Linked DNA regions of Homo sapiens: region 2 is linked to region 1. A link is an interaction called in ENCODE POLR2A ChIA-PET data of the cell type or tissue named here. Cell type or tissue: A673. All regions are shown on one strand. Links, peaks and the distances in the headings refer to the core of each region. The heading gives the core; the rest is flanking DNA.

Region 1 (9,348 bases), core at 1,004-9,003:
CTCTTGAAATAATCATGTATGTAGAGCCAAGAAGAAAAACATAATATAGTTGGCCTTCATAGTCACCCGTTCTGCATTTGTAGATTCCAGCAACTGCAAATCAAAAATATTTGGGGAAAAAATTGGGTCTTTACTCAACATGTAAAGGACCTGTGGACTCGACAGCCTTTTTGCTTGTCATTATTCCTTAAATGATACAGTTTAACAAATATTTATATAGCATTTACATTGCATTAGGTGTTATAAGTAATCAAAAGATGATTTAAAGTATACAGGAGGTTGTGCATATTATGCTGTTTTATATCAGGGACTTGACTATCCTCAGATTTTCGGGATCTATGGGAGATATAGCAAGGGACAGCTGTCTGTCTGTGTGTATGTGTGTGAGAGATACATTTGATCACCTTCCTTCCTTTCCTTCCTTTCCTCTTTCCTTCCTCCCTTTCCTTTCCTTTTCTTTCGTTTCTTTCTTTTTTTTCTTTTCTTTCTTTTCTTTCTTTGTCTTGTTTTGTTGCTTAGGCTGGAGTGCAGTGGTGCAATCATGGCTCATTATAGCCTTGACCTCCAGCTCAAGCAGTCTTCCTGCATCACCTTGAGTAGCTGGGACTACAGGCACACACCACCATGCTGGGCTTTAATTTTTTTTTTCATAGAGATTGGGGTCTCACTATGTTGTCCAGGCTGGTCTTAAACTCCTGGCCTCAAGTTATCCTCCTGCGTTGGCCTCCCAAAATTCTGGGATTATAGGCTTGAGCCGTCACACTTGACTGCATTTGGTAATTTTCTACCCTTATTCCTAGTCTGCTTAGAATTTTGAAAACTCAAGCTTGAAAGAGGATGCATTGACTTCTCAATGAAGAAACAGGCAGCCAACACCCTCAGACTTAGTGATGAATCATGAGAGGCAACATTCTGAAACTGGGAACACAATGGAGACTATGGAATATACTAATTTGCTAATTTCTTTTTCCTACCTTATTGAACTGGTCAGGATGGACAAACCAAAGTCAAATAATGGTTAAAAAGAAACAAAGAAAATTATTTCCAGATGTTACTGTCTTCCTAGTGGCCCAAGACACATTTAAATTTAATTAAGGAGTTCAGTTACAACGTAACATTTTAAAAGATAATTAGCTTTCTCATATACTGGGAAAAACTGGTTAGAAAATATAGAGATCACTCAGTGGGATGGAATCAAATAGAAATGTGTCTGGTAAAGGTTGTATTTCATGTTAAGTGAGAGGAATCAGAGTAACAGCTCACATAACGCTTCAGAACTTCTAAGTGCCAAGCATTATGCTGAAGACCTTTTTTTTTTTTGAGACGGAGTCTCGCTCTGTTGCCTAGGCTGGAGTTCAGTGACACAATCTCAGCTCACTGCAAGCTCTGCCTCCCGGGTTCACGCCATTCTTCTGCCTCAGCCTCCCGAGTAGCTGGGACTACAGGCGCCGGCCACCACGCCCGGCTAATTTGTATTTTTAGTAGAGACGGGATTTCCCTGTGTTAGCTAGGATGGTCTCCATCTCCTGTTCTCGTAATCTGCCCGCCTCGGCCTCCCAAAGTGCTGGGATTACAGGCGTGACCCATGGTGCGCAGCCAACTTTTTTCTTTTTTTGAGACAGAGTCTTGTTCCCTCACCTAGGCTGGAGTGCAGTGGCACGATCTTGGCTCACTGTAACCTTTGTCTGCCAGGCTCAAGCAGTTCTCCTGCCTCAGTCTCTCAAGTAACTGGGGCTACAGGTGTGCGCCACCATGCCCAGCTAATTTTTGTATTTTTAGTAGAGACTGGGTTTCACCATTGTTGGCCAGGCTGGTCTCAAACTCATGGCCTCATTATCTTCCCGCCTTGGCCTCCCAAAGTGCTGGCATTATAAGACGTGAGCCACTGCACCAGACCAAGACTTTATATGAACTTATTTAATCCTCATAAAAACCAGATGAATTGGATACTACTAATACATTACTAATAGTTCATTTTATAGTGAAGGAAACCGAAGCTCAGGGAGTTTAAGTAACAGGCTCAAAGTCAGCCAGACTTGGACACTGATGTAACTGACAGCAAAACCAGTGATCTCTATCACTGCACTTCACTGCCTCTCGTATTATAAAATTATGCAATAAATGGTTGTAGGACAGTTAGATAGCCAAATGGCGGAAAAATTAGGTTAGAGCCATTTTTCATAGCATATGTTACCATCCATTCCAGGTGAGTTGGAGAGGTAAAAGTAAAACTAAAATCACAAAAGAGCTAGAAGAAAATATAGGTTAATATTGATCTGAATATAGGGCAGTGAGGAATATTAGGCCTAAGCCTTGTGGGGAAGAAATTGTAATAGAAAAGATTGATGTAGTCTACTTAAAAAAAATTGTGCATGCTGGTCACTAATCACAAAATTTTAAGGCATATGACAAACTGTGAAAAGGTGTTTAGAGCACATGGAATTGACAGTGTGTCCTAAATCCTTAATATATAAAGAGCTCTTAAAAATGAATGAAACAGCCAGGTGCAGTGGCCCACACTTGTAATCCCAGCACTTTGGGAGGTTGAGGCAGGCACATCACAAGGTCAGGAGTTCAAGAACAGCCTGGCCAACATGGGGAAACCCCATCTCTACTAGCTGGGCGTGATGGTGGGCATCTGTAATCCCAGCTACTTGGGAGGCTGAGGCAGGAGAATGGCTTGAAACCAAAAGGCAGAGGTTGCAGTGAGCCGAGATTGCACCACTGTGCTCCAGCCTGGGTGAAAGAGTGAAACTCCATCTCAAAAAAAAAAAAAAAAAAAAAAAAAGATTGATGCATACAGATAGAGAAAAATGGAGGCCAGGCACAGTAATCCTAGCACTTTGGGAGGCTGAGGTGGGAGGATTGCTTGAGCCCAGGAGTTTGAGACCAGCCTGGGCAACATAGTGATACCTGTCTCTACTTAAAAAAAAAAAAAAAAAAAAAAAAAGTCGTGTTTTTATGTAGTTATTATTGTGGTAAACAAAAATAAAAAGAGATAAATGGGCAAAGAACACAAATGGACAATTCATGAAGAATAAATCTAGGCTGCCCATTTGAAGAGCCAAATGAGACCTCATTGTTTTAACGTATTTGATTACTGGTAAGGTTGAGCTTTTTTTGTTTTGTTTTGTTTTTTTGAACTAAGTGGAAAAAAAAAAAAAAGCAAATACCCTGATCTGGTTATTGGGTATAAAAATTAGTATACCCTTTCTGGAGGATCATTTGGCAGTATGTGTCAAGAAACTTTAAGGTTTATTTAAATGTGTAGCTTTTCCCCCCGTGAATTCCTGACCCCCTCACTCTGTTCTGCCTCTGCATTTCTGACCATACCATATGCCACTAGTAAAATACTATACAATTAAAAAAATGTATTATCCTTTTTGTTTGTTTGTTTGTTTTTTGAGATGGAGTCTCGCTGTTTCGTCCAGGCTGGAGTGCAGTAGTGCAGTCTCAGCTTACTGCAATCCCTGCCTCCCTGGTTCAGGCGACTCTCCTGCCTTAGCCTCCTGAGTAGCTGGGACTACAGGCGCCCGCCATCACTCCCAGCTAATTTTTTTTTTTTTTAAGAGATGGGGCGGGGTGGGGAGGGGGGGGTCTCACCATGTTGGCCAGGCTGGTCTCGAACTCCTGACCTCAGATGATCCACCCACCTTGGCCTCCCAAAGTGCTGGGATTATAGGTGTGAGCCATTGTGCCTAGCAAAAAATGTATTATCCTTGATTGTTTCCCCTGCTAGAATCTAAGCTTCACAAGGGCGGAGTCTTTGTCTGATGGTTTTTTTTTTTTTTTCCCTTTAATTATCTTACGTCTAATACCCGGATCAGGACTGGTGACAACTCCATTTGTAATAAGGAAACCCTGAGAGTCGTGCAAAGGAAATTTATACATAAAGATTTTTGCTACAGACACTTATAACAGACATTTATAATAGTGAAAAATGGAAACTATCTGAAAAATCTTACAGGGGATTGATTTAAACTGTGGTGCAGCCATATGGTAGATGCTTATGCAGCTATTTAAAACTCCTGCCTCCTGGTTATAAATGTGGGAAAACAGTGATGTAAATGGAATGAAAGGAACTCTGTGGACTATAGGACTTCAGTTTAATTTTTAAAATATGCATAGAAGAGAAGCTAAAGAATTACATATGACTGATGGCTATTTCCAGCTGGTAGAAGTACAGGCTACTTTTAATACTTTGTTTTCTGAGCTCCGCATAGTGAATATCTATTACTTTTTGTCATGAGAAGAAAATATGTGCTTAAAAGTTTGCAAAAATGTAGAATCACTTAAATAGCACTGGCCTGTGGCTGTGTTTGGAGGCTTTTTGGAGATTATTCAATCTTGTGAATTAGCGAGAACCTAATTTAAAAAAAAGCAGCAAAGATGCTTCACAAAATGTCCTTAGGCTACTTAGCTTTAATTATTTATGATATTTACTGTAAGCATCTATGGTATGTGTTTGTAAAAATAGTGGAAGTCTTAGTGATCTGCAAGCTTGTGGAATCAATCGCCTTGGGTACTTGAGAACACCTTTGCCCAAGTTAGCTGTCTTGATGGAAATGTGTGTGCTGTCTTTCTGATATGTCACTGAATTTCAAAGCAAACTTAGATCACACCTCAGCATAAGCTGGGTGGGCAGTATGCAGTTGTGATATGTGATATGTCGATTCTGGTATTAACCAAGGAGAAGACGCTCTGATCTACCTTCTCTATCTCGTCACTTTGTGGAAGGACTTAGGGGGCAGGTATAGGAGAAGCTGCCAAGTGCCAGGGGAGCCAGCCACCACAGAGCATTAATCTTGGTGTGCCAAAAGAGAAGACCAGAGTTACTGATGGAGTTCTCCTGGCCAGAGAAGTAGAAGCTTGTTCAGCATGTTTGAGTAGAAGTTTCCTGGAATCCCTAAAGAGTCACGTGCTATCCTGGCGGGGGTTTGAGTTCCATGTCCGTTACTTTATGGCTGTGGGTCTCAGATGCTTTATCTGTAAAAGAAAGTTAGACTGGATTCTCTCCTCACTCTTTCTTCAACCCTAAAATTCCAAAGCAATCTGGTATCCTTTTATTTGGGGGCATGACTGTTAGGTGTCTCTGTCATCTGTGAGGATGGAGAGAGGCCCAGGGAGTTTTGCTGCTTTTCTGGTCTATGGACCGGAATGTGGGCTTGATAGGTAATGCCACATGGTGAGAGGAAGGTGGCTAGAGAGAGTCAGTCTGGCCTAAGTGAGAATCTCTGCTACTTACTGGCCAAAATTATATATTTTCTTTTCTTTCCCCCCCTTTTTTTTTTGAAGGGTCTCACTGTCTTGTCCAAGCTGAAGTGCGTGGTGGTGCAGTCAGGGCTCACTGCAGCCTTGACCTCCCGGGCTCAAGGCATCCTTCCACCTCAGCCTCCTGAATAGCTGGGACGACAGTCATGTGCCACCACACTTGGCTAACCTTTTTTTAAAAAAAATTTTGTAGAGACAGAGTCTTGCTATCTTGCCCAGGCTGGTCTTGAACCTCTGAGCTGAAGTGATCCTCTCACTTCAGCCTCCCAAAGTGTTGGGACCACAGGCATGAGTCAGCACTCCTGGCCTCCATTATATCTTTTCATTTGCAAAATGGAGATGTGTATTGTTATCTATTGCTGCATCACAGATTACCCCTAAGTTCAGTAGCTTAAAATGGCAAGCACTTATTATCTTACAGTTTCTGTGGGTCAGGAATCGGGCTGTGGCGTAGCTGGGTCCCCTGCTGCAAGGTCAAAGTGTTTACCTGGGGCCGTGGTCTCATCTGAAGACTTGACTGGGGACAGACTGAAATCTGTGCTCACACACACGGTTGTTGATAGGATTCATTTCCCCAAGAGCTGCTGGCTGGAGGCTGCTCTCAGTTCTTTGCCATGTGGGTCTCACCACAGAGCAGCTCACAATGGGGCACTTGGCTTCCATAAGGGAGAGGAGGAGGAGAAGGGTGCAGATGACTAAAATGACGGTTTCTTTGCAGCCTCATCTCAGAAGTGGTGTCCTATCACATTTGTCCTATTCCATTTGCATGCTGTTGGTAAGAAGTGAGTCCCTATGTATTGCTCACTCCCAAGGGGAGGGGACTACACAAGGGTGTGAATGCCACGGGGTGGGATTGGAGGATCTGGCTTAGAGGCTGCCCACCAGGGATCATAAGGACTGAGTGAGGCGACAGTTTGTTCAAGTGTCAGGAACAGCTTCATTGCTTAGTGTTGGCTGCTGTTCTTGTCTCCACCCCCAGTTTCAAAATTGCTTTGCCTAAGGGGTTTGTGGGGTTCAGCAGAGACTCCAGGAGTGTGTCGAACGTGGAGGAAGGTCTTGTCACATGATCTGACGCCCATCCGCTGTCCTTTTCCAGTTAGGCTTTGGAGTGTCTGCTGGGTGTGGCATGTCTAGCGTAATTTGAGAGGGAAATGGGTGTTTGGCCGCTGAAAACATCCAGTGTGTGTTTCTGTGGGTTAGGCAGCTATTCAGAGAAACACCCAGGAGCTCTTTGGGAGCCCACGGGTCGAGACAGAAAAGCTTCCTGAAGTTGTCCCTTTTTGTGTGTCTCAATGCCACCACTTACGAAGTCAAGGAGGAGGCCTGCCTGGCACATCCTTCAGTTAAAGGATACTCTATTGGGTTGAGCCGAGTGCCAGACATTGCCACAACCCTAGGAAATGAGTTAGGAAAAAAATGGAAAGCAGAGTCCTCCCACTAGAACAAGCTGAGCTTTGTGCAGAACAGGCTCCAAATATGAAAAGACCATTGTTCCCGGATGGCTTTTTAATTCATGCTCACCACTCACACCCATCAGCTCGCCAAGAAGAGGCGCCTCCTTCCTTCCTTTCACCGCGTGCCCTTCGTCCCTCCCTCCTCTCTCCAGTGCCCTGGGGACAGGTCGAGGGACCCTGGGGGATGGGAGGATGCCGAGCCTGGTGTTGACAGACAGTGGTGCCTGCTCTGTTCTTCTGCCCGGGATACTTACTCGGGTGGGCCCTCCACCTGTTGGAGAGCAGCTCTCTGCATTTCTAGGTTCGGAAGCCAGCCCTGTCCCCATGGGGCTCCGGGAACAAAGCCCAGTGTCAGCCCATTCCAGTCTTTCCTTCAAAACTCTGTGCACACCTTCTCTTGCCTGCAGCCAAAGCGACAAGCCAGAAGTGAACTGTTTTCTGTATGTTTCCATTTTCCCCGGGTTGCCCTGCTCTTAGAGCTGAATCTGGATGGATGAGCCTGCAGAAGCTTTCAGCTTGCCAGTGTCCTCCACTCCACCAGATAGGGCAGGTGCAGCTGCTGAGCGGAGAGAGTGAAGTATGTACTTATGGTGTGAAGAAAATTGACTGATTCAAGAGTTGCTGCCAAAGTGTGTGTGGTCTCGTGGGCTCAGGTGAGACCCCTGCCCACGCTGGCATCGAAGGCTGTCCCATGTCTGACTTGTATCGTGCCCAATAGGATGGGGTCCTGACAGCTCTCAGGATAGATGGGTCACCCCTGAGCCAATCCTGCCCAGATCTGGACTGAGCCTGCGAAGTTTTCTGGTTAGCGGTTGCTGTGAGCATGCCTCCAAAGTTTATGCCCTGTGGACATTTTTCTTCTGCTTATAGTGATTCCCAAGCCTGTGGATTTGTCCTGTGTTTGTTTGTGCCTTAAGATTTTCCAGGTATCCAGGCATGTTGGCTCATGCCTGTAATCCCAGCACTTTGGGAGGCTGAGGTGGGAGGATCACTTGAGGTCAGGAGTTCGAGACCAGCCTGGCCAACATGCGAAACCCTGTATCTACTAAAAATACAAAAATTAGCCGGGTGTGGCGGCATGTGCCTATAATCCCAGCTACTCAGGAGGCTGAGGCAGGAGAATTGCTTGAACCTGGGAACCTGAGAGGCGGAGGTTGCAGTGAGGGAAGATGGTGCCACTGCACTCCAGCCTAGGCGACAGAGCGGGACTTTGTCTCAAAACAAAAAAACAAAAGATTGTGTAGGCACCACCTCAGTTGATTATTCTGTGTAATCTCATGTCTGTAGCGTACATGTGACTAGGGCAGAAATAATTCAGAATAATCTCAGATTAGGTCAAAATGGAAGTCTCCTGTTTAAGAATGAGGAGATGTTTATGTGGCTACTACAGAGTTAACCACATGTCATTGCAAAGACAGTGAGTTTTCAAGTTAAAGGGTTATGAGGATTTTAAATTAAGAAACCCCAGGGGTCTAGTTTAATGGTGGACAAGCCCCAGAGAGACGATCTGATGGACCAGATAAGTTGTACACAATTCTGTGAAAATCTGTTAACTCCAGGCCCGGGCAGCTTAACTTCTTGACATGTCACCCAAATATAATTGTTAATGCCGTGGGAAAGAGTCTTGAGCAGCGGTAAGTTCTGTAAAGTCTGTGAGTGAGAACTACAAGCATGAATTATTACAGTGGGGCCAGATCAGAGTTATGTTTTAGGTTCTCATGATTAGAGGAAGCCAGGGTTTTACATTACTGCAGTATGTGGCCCCTAAGCACCCGAAATGTGGCTGGTTCGCCCTGAGCCATACTGTGAGTGTGGAACACATACCAGTTTTCCCAGGCTTAGTAGGAAAACAAGGGGAAACTGTCTTAATAAAACCTAGATCGATTACGTTTGAAATAATGTGTAGACAGATTCGGTTAAATAAGACATATTACAATGAATTTCACCTGTTTCTTTTTTCCCCTTATTAGTATTATTATTTTTTGAGACAGAGTCTCAGTCTGTTGCCCAGGCTGGAGTGTGGTGGCATGATCTTGGCTCACTACAAACTCTGCCTCCTGGATTCAAGCAATTCTTGTGCCTCAGCCTCCTGAGCAGCTGGGATTACAGGCATGCACCACCACACCTGGTTAATTTTTGTATTTTTAGTAGAGATGGGGTTTCACCATGTTGGCCAGGCTGGTCTCAAACTCCCGACCTCAGGTAATCTGCCTGCCTTGGCCTCCCAAAGTGCTGAGATTATAGGTGTGAGCCACCGCACCTAGCCTTGAATTATTTTTTTGTTTTTATGTTTTCATTTTTGTTGTTTGGACAGGGTCTTGCTTTAAATCACGGGAGTACAGTGGTGCAATCATGGCTCACTGCAGCCTCCACCTCCCAGGCTCAAGCAATTCTCCTATCCCAGCCTCCTGAGTAGCTGGGACCAGAGGTGCACACCATCACACCCAGCTAATTTTTTTCTTTTTTTGTAGAGATAGGCTTTCCCTGTGTTGCCCAGGCTGGTCTTGGAACTCCTGGGCTCAAGCGATCTTGCCGCCTCGGCCTCCCAAAGTGTCAGGATTGCAGCTGTGAGCCACTGCACCAGGCCCCTCCCCTTTTTTAACATGGATACTGGGAAATTTAA
Region 2 (9,348 bases), core at 759-8,758, 120 kb before region 1:
ATTATAGGTCCATGCCCTAAGAAACAATTTTGGGAGAGCTTTCGCCTCTGCATTCTGGAATTCTGGCCTTCATTGTCACAAAGAGTGGAATCACTGGCAATGCTCTCGGGTTAGACGCTTTCCCTGTTTTCCTGCTTTTGCCTTAAACACAAGGAGGATGGTTAATTAAAACCATATTTAAAATATTAAGTCGACTACCTAAAGGAATGAAGTTTATTAAAATTGCTAAGCGTTAAGTACAAAACTTAAAATAGCCTGAGCACACTCTCCTTAGCCCATACCCAAAATATCGGTTGAAAGGAGCATGAGCACAGACATTGGCGAGTGGGCATACACACACACACACACACACACACATACACATGCACACACATGCACATGCGCGCACACATGCACACAGGCGTGGGCACACATACATGCACACACGCACACGCACACACGCACACATCTGCATGCACACACACGCACACACTACACCTCAATACGTTGATATATCAGTAAACGGAATGCATTTCTCAAGCAACCAGCATTTGACAAGCAGAGGGCAAAGACGATCTCCTAATTAAGGTACATAGAAGGCTGTTACACCTCAAAATTGTGAAATGGTCTCATGGGCTCAGAGAAAATAGAGACTGACACTAGATATCACTTCAATTCTGTGTGTGTGTGTGTGTGTGTGTGTGTGTGTGTGTCAGAGTCTCTGCCACCCAGGCTGGAGTGCAGTGGTGCAATTTTGGCTCACTGCAACCTCCACCTCCCAGGCTCAAGCGATTCTCATGCCTCAGCCTCCTGAGTAGCTGGGATTACAGGAACCCACCACCACGCCTGGCTAATTTTTGTATTTTTAGTAGAGACGGGATTTCGCCGTGTTGGCCAGGCTGGTCTTAGAAACTCCCGACCTCAAGTGATCTGCCCACTTCAGCCTCCCAAAGTGCTGGAATTACAGGTGTGCCCCTCCGCACCAGGCCCACTTCAACTCTTTAAGGCTCAGTTTCTCCACCGGTCATCTGGGGTCAGTGTTATCCCCTTTGGAAGAGTGTGGGGAAGGTTTAAGGAGAGACTTAGCACAAAGTAAGTAGGCACTTGCTCAGTGTAATGCCCCTTTCTCCCCAGGATCTCTTTGGGGTTCAATTGATAAAACATGACCATTACTCCAACAACCACATGAGGTGAGTGTTACCATCCCCGTTATATAGATGAGAAACTCTTCCAAAAGGTATTCTCTGATGGTCTCTTCTAATGCTAAGGAATTCCCTTGTTTGTATCACAAATGAGTGGGGAATTGATCTGGACTTTCAGAAACAACCAGGATTTGGGGAACAAGCGGAGAAGGATGTTTCAGACAGGATCAAACTCTACAGAGGCTTGTAAGAGAATAGGGAGTATAAAATGGTAAAAGATCAAAAGAAATGCAACCTTTTCTTCTTCTCCTTCCATATAGAGTGCTTGAGTATGGGTCAGTCAGTGTCATTTGTTCCTGGGCTTATAGTACCTGTTATTTATTAAGTACCCAAGCTGAGAGCCAGTATAGGAAAATGGTTAAGAAAAAGTGCTCTGGAGTTGGTCTGCCTGGGTTTGCATTCCTGCCTGTCATTTATAAGCTGTGTGACCATGGGGAATTCTTTCAACCTCTCTGAGCACTAGGTTTCATGATTGTAAAATTAAGACAAGAATAGTTTCTTCACATGGTTGCTTTGAGAATTAATCAAGTTAATATATGCAGAGCTTTTGCCGTGCCTGCACCTGTGAACATTCAGCACATGGTAATTTGTTGTTGTTGCTGTTTTCATGTGCTGTATATAAATAAAACAAGATTTGGGTGGATTAAGAAATAGACCAAATCACCCAAATAGTAACAACTGGTAGAGACAGGATTCTAAAACCCAGCCCCCCTGTATCAGTCAGAAAAAGTTCAGTTATGCTGGGTAACAAACAAGGCCAAAAATTAAGTGATGTGACACAATAGAAGTTTATTCCTTATTCACACAAAATTCATTGCAGTTTTGGAAAACTATGCATCCATTTGCTTAACATTCCAGATAGTTTCACTCTTATCCATATCAACACTAGTATGCAGGATCACAGTGGCAAGCAAAGAACAGGAAGGTTGTACACCAGTAATTAAATGCTTCTACCCAGCAGGGACATGCATCACTTCTATTCACATTTCATTGGCCAAACAAGTTACATGTTCACATCTAATTCAAGAAAAAGAATTACAATCCTTCCGAGGGCATAAAAGTTCAGGAAAATAAGTCATCAGCCAGTCTCTTAACTACACTATATGGCACCATTCTGCTTCTGTCTGTGATAGGACCAGGCATTGTCCAACTTTCTCTGCAGCCATTAGTTTCAACAGCCCTTACTGAGTGAGGTTCAGGAAAAAGCATCGGGGTTTTAAATGAACTAATTAATCAGCAACTGTTCCATAACATCCAGTCTGCACCCTGTTCCTTTCTTGCCTGCCAGCAGTGCTCCGTGGTCAGTGGCTGTCCTCAAGTGCCCCAGTCAGCTCGGCTGAGCCCAAAGCCTCCCATCTCTGCATTCAGGGGCTCTCTTCTTCCCCCATCCATCACCAGGGACCAGTGATCTTGCCTGTCGATGCCCGGCTCTCGCTTGATGTCTCAGTTCCGGAACAGAGATGCTCCAGCTACTACCTGGGAAGGCTCTGGCCCCAAAAATATTTAGTTAGCAGCCATTCAGTTAAGTGGAATTGACTTTTTATCGGCTTTCCTCTGTACGGCTGCCACCAGCGAAGGCTGTTTCCTTCTTCCCTCTTCTCTGCCTGTCAGTTTCCTCCACATTCCTATCGGCAGCCTTTAGCTCTGATCGATACTAACCGCTGTGTAACAGCTCACGCACGACTGCTCTGGTTTGCATCGATCAGACCCTTCTTCCAACAGGTAGTCAGCTATTTGAGGCAATGACTTGAGATAAACACCTACTTTTACTTCAGGCTAATTCATTTCAGGTGGATTTCAAGGAGGCCCTGCACCCCGTCTCTTAGACAAGCTGAAATTGGAGAGTCAAGATCCACGCACTGCATGCTTGAGATCCTAGGAGACCTTTCTTCCTCTCCCGTTTTCTTTTTCTTTCCCTTGTATTTTGTAAGTGCCACTTATAAACAAGATACCAGGACTCAGGACGTTGAAAATGCCACTTCAGAAAATGTGTCGGCCATCCATCCCTCTGTCCTTTTAATGAGATGCATCCGGGACTGCAGGAAACCAAGACTGCTGCGGAGGCAGGATTGTCGCTGGGCAACCAAGCATCCTTCCAGCTGCCCCAGAAAGAATCTCACAATGTCCTGCAATCCCTGGTCTTCTCACCACCTCAGGGGGCGGTCCTTGAATCCACCCCCATCCTTGTTCCAGGCTCACAAGTGAAATTTACCAGGAGCTGATATTGCAAAATAGATTGCTATTTCGCAACTGACTGCAGTGTGTGGGAGTGGTACAACTTATTAACATGTGCACTGCAACCAAAGAACACACAAGACTGGCTGACGTACACTTTTTTTCCAACGTGTACCCTAAGTGTGGCTGAATGATACATCTAATACTATCATTCACCTATCACGTGGCTCCCAAACCTCCCATCTGTTTCTGTTTCTTCAGTCCCCGCTTGACACATCCAGTACTTCAGTCCCCAAGTCCTGTTGTGCTTCCCCTAGCAGCGCAATGCCCTTGTCTCTTCCCTCCATCTAGGCTGCTATCATCCTCATTCAAGCCCTCATCACCTAGTGCTTGGACCTCTGCAGTATCCTCTCGCTGATTGCCTGGCTTCCAGTTGCTCCCTGCTTTGTTAGTTTGGCCTTGCACACGGATAAATTTCCTGGTGCCCCGCTGTGATTGCCTTTCTCTTCTCTGAAGTCCTCAGTGGCTTCCCAGAGCCTCCCAGAATGGAGGACAAATTCCTCCACCCATCATTCTGGTCCTTGGCTCTCTCCCCATTCTCTGTCTTTCCCCATTCTCTAGCACAAACCCCATACTAGTCCCTGTGGATGACTCACTGCTTCCTCTCTGTGCATTTTTCAGCTATGTGCCTAAGAAACAAATGCTGTGTCCCACACCCTCTTTGAAATTGGTTCAAATCCTGGCTCCATTTCTTATTACTGTATGACCTTGACTGAGTTATCTAACTTCTCTTTGCCTCAATTTCTCATCTGTGAAGTGGGATAATAATGGTACGGTATTAGGGTTCTCTAGAGGGACAGAACTAATGGAATAGATATGTGTGTGTGTGTATATATATGCATATATATATACATATATACACACATATATATATATGGGAGTTTATTAAGTATTAACTCACACGATCACAGCTTCCCACAATAGGCCATCTACAGGCTGAGGAGCAAGGAGAGCCAGTCCAAGTTCCAAAACTGAAGAATTTGGAGTCCAGTGTTCGAAGGCAGGAAGCATCCAGTACAGGAGAAAGATGTACGCTGGGAGGCTAGGGAGTCTCTCTCTTCACATTTTTCTGCCTGCTTATATTCTAGCTGCACTGGCAGCTGATTAGATGGTGCCCACCCAGGTTAAGGGTGGGTCTGCCTTTCCCAGCCCATTGACTCAAATGTGAATCTCCTTCTGCAACACCCTCACAGACACACCCAGGATCAATATTTTATATCCTTCAATCCAATCAAATTGACATTCAGTATTAACCATCACAGTACCTACCCCATAAAGTGGCTATGAAGATTAAATAAATTAATGTATGTACGACATCCAGAATGGTACCTGCACATAGTAGGTTCCATGTCAATGTTTGCTCTATTATTTTCTTCATCTCTCCAAGCCACAACTCAAAGCAGACCTCCTCCATGAGTATTCTGCAGGTCACCCTAGCAAAAAAAAAAAAAAAAAAACAGCTCAATTCCTCTTCTGCCACCCACAGCTCTTGGTTTCTTCCGATAATATAATAATATTACAGCAAACAGTGACTGGGTGCTAGGTACATGATCAGGGCTTTCCTATGCATTATTGCTTTTAAATCCATGGGCTGGATACCTTCCATTTGCCCCAGATCTACTCTCTCACCTTCTCCACCTTGCTTTTTGCCACAGGAGGCTGATTTGAAGCCCAGTGGCTTCCAGTTGGGTTTGGCCAATGAGGATCACTGGCAAAAATAGGCAAGAGGAAGAAGTTAGATCAGAGTTTGTATTCTCCCAGCCCCCTCCCAGCCATGTCACTGCAGAACAGACTCATTTCTCAACACAAGGTTATGGGTCCTGTTAAGCAACCCTCTTGACCCCACCTGCTCTGTCCCCAGCTTCTCGTCACCATGCCCTGTCCTTGCTTCCCACCTGGGTGCTATCACAACCCCAGTGCGCTACACTCTCTCTTGTGTTTCCCTGAACCCTGACCACATCTTTGTAGATGTAATAGTCCCTTTATAAACTCTCCTCAAGTTATCCTAATACAGATGTGTGACCCTGGCCGACACAGTTCTCATTACAACCCTGCAAAGCATGTACTGTCACTGTTACCGTTGCTATCAAACGTGTCCAGGATTATATCTAAGTGGTGGGACTGAACCTGCCTGGCTCCAAAGCCCGCACTCTGAATCGCTCTAGGGTATGGTCTGAATGTTGAAACCTAATCCTCAATGTGATGATATCAGGAGGTGGGGACTTTGGGAAGTGATTAGGTCATAGGGGTGGAGCTCTCATGAATGAATGGAATTAGTGATCTTATAAAAGAGACCCAGAGAGCTAGCTTGCTCCTTCCACCACATGAAGGCACAGCAAGGAGACATCATCTATGAACCAGAACGCAGGCCCTCACCGGACAGCAGATCTGCCGTCCCCAGTGCCTTGATCTTGAACTTCCCAGCCTCCAGAACTGGGACAAATATATTTCTGCTGCTTAAAAGCTACCCAGTTTATGGTATTTTGTTACGGCAGCCGGAACAGGCCAAAACACACTATTATAATAGCTCTCCTATACAAGGTTGTAAAGTGGTTATTTCTACATGGATTTTCCCACCTGTGACTCAAACTGTATTAGTTGGTTGGTTGGTTGGTTTTGCCATCTGTCTTAGTCCATCTGTACTGCTATAACAAAACACCACAGACTGGGTAACTTATAAACAATAGAAATGTATTTCTCACAGTTTTAGAGCCTGAGAAGTCCAAGATCAATGTACTGGCAAATTTGGTATCTCATGAAGTCCCATTCCTCATAAATGGCATCTTCTTACTGGGTCTTCATATTGCAGAAGGGGCAAACAAGCTCCCCCAGGCCTCTTCTATAAGGGCATGAGTCCCATTCAGGAGGGCTCTACCCTCATAACCTAATCACTTCCCAAAGACTCTACCTCTTAATGCCCCTAAATTGGGGATTAGGTTTCAACATATTAATTTCCAGGTGACTCAAACATTGAGACCATAGCACCATATTTTTAAAATATCCAAAACTTAGAGACTTAAAACAACAATTGTTAATTAGCTCACCATCCTGGAGGCTGGCAGTTTGGGTTGGGCTTAGCTTGGAAGTTCTTCTGTTGAGTTCACCTGAACTTGTGTATGTGGCTACAGTCAGGTGAGGACTGTCTGAGGCCTGGTGGTCCCAGATGGTATCACTTATGTGCCTGGAACCTGGGAGGGATCCACAAGGGTGACCAGGCTATGTGTCTCCAGGATCTAGTAAGCCAGTCTAGACTTCTTCACATGATGGCTGGATTCCAAAAATAGCAAAAGAGAGCAAACCCCTCTGTGCAAGTGCTTGTCAAGCTTCTGCTTGCATTAGGTGTCCTGATGTCCCGTGAGTAGTATAACCCAGATTCAAGGGCTGGTGAAACTGACTCCACGTCTTGGTGGGAGGAGCTGCAAAATACTGTAGCCATTTTTTTTTTTTTTAATCTACCACATGGGACACTCCTTTCCGGAAAGATCTATGCCTTTGACAACTTCACATCCTGTATCCTCATAACCCAAGTCAGAAAAGCAATGTGGGGGCTGGCCCTGTGTTTTAGAGGGTGGGGAGTGTCCTCTTTATAGCTTGGTGAACATCTGACACTCTTCCTGCCTGTTACCACCAGACTGAAAATAATTCTGAAAGGGCAGTCTCTTAAAACGTAGCATGAGGGAGTGGAATTTTTTTTAATTAGGCTAGAGCAGAATTTTTAAAAGAATCTTTTCTTTTCTTCAGTTGCCTCTCCCTTGTTATACATTTTAACTCCACCCAGCGGCCGACCACATCCAGCCTGGGCTCTCCTTCTCGCTCCTCCACACCACTGTTTGCTTGGCAGCAGTGCTCAGCTCCCAGGGCCACGGAAAGCCGAAGGAGAAGTCTTGCTTCCTGCTCTCCTCACTTCGTGTTTTCTTTCCTCTGCTCCTTCTGGGGCTCACCCTTAACTGCTGACTCCTGCTCTGTGCCCATCTGGTGCCCCACTAGGAACAGGATGCTAGGAAGGGCTGGACAGTTTGTCTACAGGGAATCCCCTGATGGCCCCCCAAGTTGGTCACTGCACCCCGTGGTGGCCTAGAGACACAGCCAAAAGACTTGACCTCCAGGAAGCCGCAAGACAGAAAACAAATCCTAAAATTAGTTATATGTGGCCAGGCACAGTGGCTCACACCTGTAATCCCAGCATTTTGAGAGGCCAAGGCAGGCAGACCACTTGAGGTCCGGGTTTCGAGACCAGCCTGGCCAACATGATGAAACCCTGTCTCTACTAAAAAAAAAAAAAATACAAAAATTAGCCTGGCATGCACCTGTAGTTCCAGCTATTCAGGAGGCTGAAGCATGAGAATCGCTTGAACCCGGGAAGTGGAGGTTGCAGTGAGCCGAGATTGCGTCACTGCACTCCAGCCTGGGCTACAGAGTGAGACTCCATCTTAAAAAAAAAAGAGCAGTTGTATGTGAAATTATATTTAAAGATACTTGTGAATTTGATGTGGCTATCCATTAATTAATTTCACAAGTATGGATAGGGTACCTACCATGTGCCAGGCCCTGGAAATATAAAATATGGTTCCTGCCCCTGAGAAACTTATAGTCTTAGTGGGGAGAGAGACACACGAAGACAATATGAATTAATATTCATGAATAATAATATTCATGAAGAGAATATAATTAATATGAATAGGTTGGAGCAAAAGTAATTGCAGTTTTCACCTTCAAAAGTAATGGTGAAAACCACAATTATGGCTGGGTGCGGTGGCTCATGCCTGTAATCCCAACACTTTCGGAGGCCGAGGCAGGTGGATCACGAGGTCAGGAGATACAGACCATCCGGACTAACATGGTGAAACCCCGTCTCTACTAAAAATACAAAAAATTAGCCGGGTGTGGTGGCAGGCGCCTGTAGTCCCAGCTACTTGGGAGGCGGAGGCAGGAGAATGGCGAGAACCCAGGAGGCAGAGCTTGCAGTGAGCCGAGATCGAGCCACTGCACTCCAGCCTGGGCAACAGAGCAAGACTCCATCTCAAAAAAAAAAAAAAAGAAAGCTGCAATTAGTTCTGCGCCAGCCTAATAAGTCCTATGTAAGAACATATCATGAAAGATGTTAGAAGGCCACTGTGCCTAGCCTGAGTGATTGGGAAAACTGTTCTCAAGGAGATGCTGTCTGAAATGGTCTAGGCCAAAGATGTCCAGTAGAAACACAGTACAAGCCATGTGTGTAATTTTAAATATTCCAGTAGCCATATTTTAAAAAGTAAAAACAAACAGGTGAAAATAATCTTAATAATATATTTTATTCAACCCAATATGTCCAAAATATTACCATTTCACTATGCAATCAATGTAAAAATTATTAATGAGATATTATACATTCTTTTTATTGTGTTAAGTCTTTGAAAGCCAGTGCATATTTTATACTTACAGTACATCTCAATTTGTATGCCAAATTTTCAATTGTTAAAGTAAAATGTAGTCCTATCAAAGCAATAAAGCTGTGTTTAACAGAAACATATATTATATTGCTTTGATTTAAAATTTGTAATTTAAATTAATTGTGATGAAATAAAGTAGAAAATTCAGTTCCTCACTGGCAGTAGCCACATTTCAAGTAATCCATAGCCACGCATGGCTAGCAGCTGCCATATTGGAGAGTGGTGGCTTAAGCGGATAAATAGATGTAAAACAAAGAAAGTAGAGAGGATAGGGGCCCGGCACAGTGGCTCACACCTGTAATCCCAGCACTCTGGGAGGCCGAGGTGGGCGGATCACAAGGTCAGGATATCAAGACCATGCTGGCTAACACGGTGAAATCCCATCTCTATTAAAAATATAAAAAATTCGCCGGGCGTGGTAGCACACACCTGTGGTCCCAGCTACTCGGGAGGTTGAGGTAGGAGAATCACTTGAACCCGGGAGGTGGAGGGTGCAGTGAGCC

What was found. ChIA-PET counts read pairs that join two places held together with the same protein. Peaks named below come from ENCODE experiments on the same cell type or tissue, not always from the same donor. Only the 100,000 strongest peaks of a DNase experiment are listed, where the experiment ranks them.
Region 2: POLR2A ChIA-PET joins it to region 1 with 5 read pairs; 2 of 35 experiments call an interaction of 5 or more read pairs at or near these places.

Annotation. Positions count from the first base shown.
Region 1 is chr16:72,997,762-73,007,109 of GRCh38, reverse strand. All of the region lies in intron 1 of ZFHX3 (zinc finger homeobox 3), which reads left to right. Among named protein-coding and RNA genes, the nearest start is that of ZFHX3, 46 kb to the left of the region's middle. In A673, for the core only: no CTCF peak of the experiment used is centred there; a DNase peak (open chromatin) is centred at 6,359; H3K27ac peaks cover 590 bases.
Region 2 is chr16:73,120,724-73,130,071 of GRCh38, reverse strand. It overlaps a transcript of ZFHX3 not described here. Among named protein-coding and RNA genes, the nearest start is that of HCCAT5, 33 kb to the right of the region's middle. RefSeq lists enhancers at 5,471-5,970, 6,838-7,047. In A673, for the core only: no CTCF peak of the experiment used is centred there; a DNase peak (open chromatin) is centred at 4,001.